Regions from separate parts of the Homo sapiens genome. Here region 1 is linked to region 2. A link is an interaction called in ENCODE POLR2A ChIA-PET data of the cell type or tissue named here. Cell type or tissue: CD4-positive, alpha-beta T cell. All regions are shown on one strand. Links, peaks and the distances in the headings refer to the core of each region. The heading gives the core; the rest is flanking DNA. Region 1 has its middle 60 kb from the start of TNFRSF13B. Region 2 holds the start of SMCR2 (Smith-Magenis syndrome chromosome region, candidate 2).

Region 1 (2,902 bases), core at 301-2,800, 760 kb before region 2:
GTTAGGTGTGTGTTGTACATTTAACTGACCCTGGCTGGTTACTCTCCAGAACGCTGCTGCCAGCTCCCTCCCTCCAGTGGGCCCTGAGTTCATGCTTCTGTAGATCACCCCCCTGCCCTTGATGTTACCAACTTTAAAACTTTGCAACCTGATGGCTGAAAGTTAGTTTTCCATTGTTCAGTTGTGTTTTTCTGATTTTTGGGAGACTGGACATTTCCTGTGTTTGCTGACCATCTGCTTCTCCTCTCCTGCTCTGTGCACCATCACCCTGCTCCAGCTGCTTCCTGGAGCCTCCCTCCTTCCTCTCCACCTGCTCACATCCTCCTCGTCCTTCAGTTTCTTCCCAAGGGCCCATGGACTTTCTTTGGCTTTTACGTTCCTCTCACTCCGCCTTTGGCTGTTGCTGGGCTTCCCATCCCCTGGGAAGTTTCAGAGGATCGGGAAGACACAGGAGTGCAGTCGCCATGCGGTGCAATACGGGCCATAGTATTCATCCTCCACGGCCTTTATTGAGGACTTACTGTGTACCAAGAACCTGCTCTAAGAACGTAACTGTGCTCCCTCACTTCATGCTCATAACCACCTGTGAGATGGGCAATGTTCTCATCCCCTTTTATGCAGAGGGACAGAGAGGAGTAGAGGCACAGAGGAGTTCCATAAATTGTCACCAAGGCCTTCCACTGGTGTGCGGCAGGGTCAAGATTGAAACCCAGGCTGTCCAGGCCTAGGGTTCAGCCTTTCCAGTGCTCTGCTAGGTGTTGGACAGGGCCAACGAGACACAGAGAAAGAGCATCACCTGACTTGGGCTGGGTCAGAGATGGCTTCCTGGAGGAGGTGACAGCTCAACAGAGCCTTGAAGGAGGATCAGGAGGAGCTGACTAGGCAATGAATAGAATAAGTATGTCCAGGAAAAGGGAAGGGCCTTCTCAGTGATGCTGGGAGGCTGGAGAGCTGTCCTGGCCCAGGATGTGTGCCCGGGGGGCAGGAGATCAGGCCCAAGGGGTGGCCAGGGCCGGATCTAGAAGACTTGGGCCATCCCACAGTCGATACCTGATCCCAAGGCCAGGCAGGCCTTCCACTGCTCTGTGCGCACTGGTGGGCAGTGCCCCCATGGGACCCCAGGAGCCTGGACCCCAGCCACTCACCTGGGCTCCTGAGACCCAAGGCGCAGGCACGGGGGTGGGAGGGGGTGCGGCTAATTTACATCTTAACAGGTCAAGGGGAAAACTGCACGTCTCACTGTGCAGATGGAACCCACCGCTGGATGGACCTAGGACACAGCCTGGATTCACAGCCTTTCCCTGCTGCTGTGTCCCCACACCCCAGGCAGGGAGCGAATCTGTTCTCTGATCTTCTTTTGTGTCCAGTTAACCATGTCCCCAGATACGGACCTGATCAGGAGCTCAAGTACATAAACTTTCTGAGAATTGAACAAAGCGGTGACCAAAGGCTGCCTCGACACAGGATGATGTTGCTTAGAGCCCTGGGACCACGAGTCAGGACCAGCCGGAATTGTGACCTGGTGCTGGCAGAGGCTGTCTGGTGCTGCAGAATCAGCCCTGGCCAGTTGTTCCCTGACGCACACTGGGACTTTGGCTGAGACACTTCCCGTCAGCTGTAAAACAAAGAAGACTGTCTTTCCTATTAGATATGCCTCAAAAACACAAAAGTGCTTTGAACCTGCCAGACTTCCTCTTGAAGAGTCACAAGCACACAAGAGAAGGCTCTGAGAAAGAAGGCCTGCAGTTTAAAAAAAAATACTTTGGCTTTCTTTTTTTTTTTTTTTTTTTTTTTTGAGACGGAGTTTTGTTCTTGTTGCCCAGGCTGGAGTGCAGTGGGCGATCTTGGTTCACTGCAACCTCCACCTCTCGGGTTCAAGTGATTCTCGTGCCTCAGCCTCCCAAGTAGCTGGGATTACAGACATGCGCCACCACGCCTGGCTAATTTTGTGTTTTTAGTAGAGATGGGGTTTCACCATGTTGGTCAGGCTGGTCTCGAACTCCTGACCTCAGGTGATCCGCCTGCCTTAGCATCCCAAAGTGCTCGGATTACAGGCGTGAGCCACCACACCTGGCCGCTTTGACTTTGTTTAACCCAGCATTTTTCAAGCTAATTTGACCACAGAGATCTAGCAGCATCTGTTAACCGGACAAGCACATGAGGCACAAGCAGAGGGCTCTAAGAATCACCCTCCTTGGCTGCTGTCTGGTCTCAGGGTGCAGGGGAGAGTCTCTCCTGCATCCAAGTCTGCGCTGCCCAGAGTGTGAGCCCAGCCCACAGAGCTAGTGCCTGAGAGGAGTTTTTCCTTTCTTTTTCTGTCAACGGAGCTTCTCTCTCAAGCTTCTACTCCGCCTGGCTGTGTCAGTCTTAGGGTTTTCCTGTTTCTCTTTGGGGCTTCATGGGGGTTCTGAGATTTTATGTGGGTTGAGATGGTGGTAGAAGAGGAAGGGCATGGACAGCTCCTCTGGTCAGTTGGGCAACTGCCATCTGGTCAATAGGGCACTGTCTCCCCTCAGGTCCAGTGGCTTTGGTGGCTTCCAGGCCATGAATGGGTCCTGGAAACTCCCCAAAGCTGCCCTTGTCCAATAGAACCCGCTACCGGCCTTCCACTCAGCCACTGCTTCACACTATGGCAGGGTGTGCGGTAGCTCCCTCCCTCTCCACTCCCCAGCCCAAACTAGGGGAGAATCAGGGGTCTGTCTTTAATTTTTTTTGTATCCTTTGATTTCAGACTTGCTTTTGAATAGATAGTATTAGTCAGGTGGCTTGAAACCCAGAAAGTATTGAAAGATATGATAGAAAGTCTTTTTTTCCTTCTTTTTCTCCAGCTGCCCAGTTCTTGCCTCCCCTTGAGTAAATAGTTTTATCGAAATATTATTCCCGTGCCATAAAGTTCACCTGT
Region 2 (2,902 bases), core at 158-2,657:
CCTGTAATCCCAGCACTTTGGGAGGCCAAGGTAGGCAAGGCAGATCACTTAACTCAGGAGTTCAAGAGCAGCCTGAACAACATGGCAAAAACCCATCTCTACAAAAAATACAAAAATTAGCTGGGCGTGATAGCGTGCACCTGTAGTCCAAGCAACTTGGGAGGCTGAGATGGGAGCGGTGCTTGAGCTTGGGAGGCTGAGATGGGAGCGTTGCTTGAGCTTGGGAGGTTGAGGCTGCAGTGAGTCATGATTGTGCCACTGCACTCCAGCCTGGGTGACAGAGTGGGATCCTGTCTGAAAAAAAAATATTGCCTAGAGCTAAGTGGGGCTCTCACCTGCTCCCTCTCTTCTCTCTGCTAGAGACCAGAGGCCTTGAAGGAAGGAAGCCCAAGGGTCTCTCCTGGCTCTGCTTCCCCATCACTGCCTCCACTTCCCCGCATCCCTTTCCCTGGCAGAGGCTTCTTGCCACAGGGCTCTGGGCACTCACAAGACCTACAAAAGAAAGGTTCACATTCACATTTGTCTTCTCTGTAGAAGTGCTGGAGGCTGATGGGGTGAGGGGGAGCAGCAACAGTTGGTGGTCCAGAGTTCTACAATGTTGAACTGTTTTAAATCGTCATAAGCCCAGGAGGCACGGATTGCTACACTCCTCGTTAGAAACCAGAGTCTCAAAGAGGGTGAGGAGGTACCCAAGGCCGTGCTGTTGGTGGCACGGTGGCAGAGCTGGGGCAGGAGTTCTGATTTTCCATCTCATTCCTCTGTTACTGTCTAAGCAGAGAGCCTGGGTGACAGCTACCTACACAGAAGAAGGTATTCTGGGAGAGTTTCCTCCCCTCTCTAGGCCTCTATGTTCTCTGCAAAATGGAGATAATAAGACTGAAATGCACATAGTAGGTGCCAAATAAGTACTAGCTACATGCTTGCTAATGGGAGTCCTCCTGCACACTCACACTCTGCCTGGGCTCTGTAAGAACAGCCCGGAGCCTCCATCCAGTTTTCATCGCAGAGGAGGCGGGGCGGCAGCGTGGGCAGGAGCTCAGGCCAGGAGAATCCCTACTCTAAGTATGACTGTGTGATCTTGGGCAAGTGACTTCATTCCCTAAGTGTGTTTCCTCATCTGAACAAGGAGGCTATTGAAATGCAGGTGAGACCTAGTGAGACAGCGGCTGCGGGAATCACCTGGCCACAGTAAACGCCCTTGCATCCTATTGAGTGAGCCAAGGATAAGCGTGGTCCCTGGCAGGGTGCAGGATTCTATCCTGAAATACACCCCCTCCACTTTCTCCTATTCCAGTCCACCGGGGCCTCTCCTCCAGGCAGGAAACATGATCTCCTTTTGACCTATGAGAAAACAGACAGGAAGTTCAAGGCCACACAGATGTGAGTGTTAAGAACCCTGGGGGGAAGGTGTCTGAAACCCAAGGCTGTGTGTGTGTGTGTGTGTGTGTGTGTGTGTATGTGTGTGTGTGTGTGTCGGGGTGTGCTGAGGGGTTGGTCAGCCAGGTGATTTAAATGCGGGTATAGAACAATAGGTAGTGGTGGGGCCCCGAAGAACTTAGATTCCTTAAAGATATTTATTTTCTTTCTCTTTCTCTTTCTCTTTCTTTCCTTTCTTTTCTTGCTTTTCTCTCTCTTATTTTTTTTTTTTGAGATGGGGTCTCACTCTGTCCCCCAGGCTGGAGTGCAGTAGCACTGTCATGGCTCACTGCAGCCTCGACCTCCCTGGCTCAAGCGATTCTCCCACCTCAGCCTTCCAAGTAGCTGGGACTACAGATATGCACCACTATACCTGGCTAATTAAAAACAAAACAAAACAAAACAAAACTTTTTTTTTTGTAGCGATGAGTCTCACTATGTTGCCCAGGCTAGCCTTGAACTCTGGGCTCAAGTGATCCTCCCGCCTTGGCCTCCCAAAGTGCTGGAATTACAGGCATGAGCCACTGCACCTGGCAACGTATGTCAACTTCAAAATTTTCACTTTTTGCTCTGCTTTCCAATCAAAACAAACCTAGCAGCCTGAGTTCGGCCTTTGAGCTGCAAGTTTGAGACTCTGCCCCAACACTGACTTTATTGAGCCTCTGCATTGCATAGCGTGCACACCCCTGCTCACCCTTCTACCTGTGTGCAACTAAGGATGACAAGCAGGGTCAGCAGCAGAAGTGTCTTGGGGCTAGCTCTGCTGACAGTGATCCCTGATCAGTTCCTAGTTCTCTTCTGAGAAGACTGAGCCCTCTCAACCAGCATCATTCAGAGCAGTCTCAGGATGGTTAGGCCTATGGCTGTCCTCCTCTGGAAGGGCCCTCGTTTGTTCAGAAGCCTCCCTGGTTAAAGCAGGCAGAGGAAAATCACTCTTGAAAGCTCAACTCACTAATCACCTCCTCCAGGAAGCCTTCCCTGAATTCCTTGACAGGACTAGGTCATTACTCTGCATGCCTGGGCACCACAGCACTCTTCATGGGTAACTTTCACATTGCAACCCAGGGTCTAACCCAGTGTCTGACCCACAGTGGGCTCTCCATGCATGAAATGGGTGACTAAACTCACCTGCTGTGTGACTTTGGATCAGTGACTTCACCTCTCTGAGCCTTGATTTTCTTATCTGTAAAATGAGTTGAGGCAAGACAGCATTCAGAGGGTCCTTGCAGATGTGATTAAATAAATTAAGAGTCTTCTTGAGATGGAGGGATTAGCCTGGATTATCCAGGTGGACCGGAATGGAATCACAAGGGTCCTCATGAGCAGAGGCAGGAAGGTCAAGGGAGGAAGTAGAAGCTGGGACAATGGAAGCAATTGTTTTCTTGCCTGTTCTAGCTTCTGGAGGTCACCAAGGGGTCACAAGCTGAGAAACACAGGCAACCTCCAGAAATTGGAAAAGGCAAGGAAGAGATTCTCTCCTGGAGGC

The links. ChIA-PET counts read pairs that join two places held together with the same protein. Peaks named below come from ENCODE experiments on the same cell type or tissue, not always from the same donor. Only the 100,000 strongest peaks of a DNase experiment are listed, where the experiment ranks them.
Region 1: POLR2A ChIA-PET joins it to region 2 with 5 read pairs; 1 of 35 experiments calls an interaction of 5 or more read pairs at or near these places.

The regions. Positions count from the first base shown.
Region 1 is chr17:16,910,203-16,913,104 of GRCh38, forward strand. No RefSeq gene overlaps it. Among named protein-coding and RNA genes, the nearest start is that of TNFRSF13B, 60 kb to the right of the region's middle. RefSeq lists an enhancer at 377-546. In CD4-positive, alpha-beta T cell, for the core only: no CTCF peak of the experiment used is centred there; a DNase peak (open chromatin) is centred at 1,629.
Region 2 is chr17:17,675,031-17,677,932 of GRCh38, forward strand. It overlaps SMCR2 (Smith-Magenis syndrome chromosome region, candidate 2), which reads right to left and starts at 2,658. Exons shown (of 4, transcript NR_131243.2): 1 at 2,545-2,658; 2 at 1,180-1,341; 3 at 336-492. RefSeq lists an enhancer at 374-1,002. In CD4-positive, alpha-beta T cell, for the core only: no CTCF peak of the experiment used is centred there; a DNase peak (open chromatin) is centred at 1,431.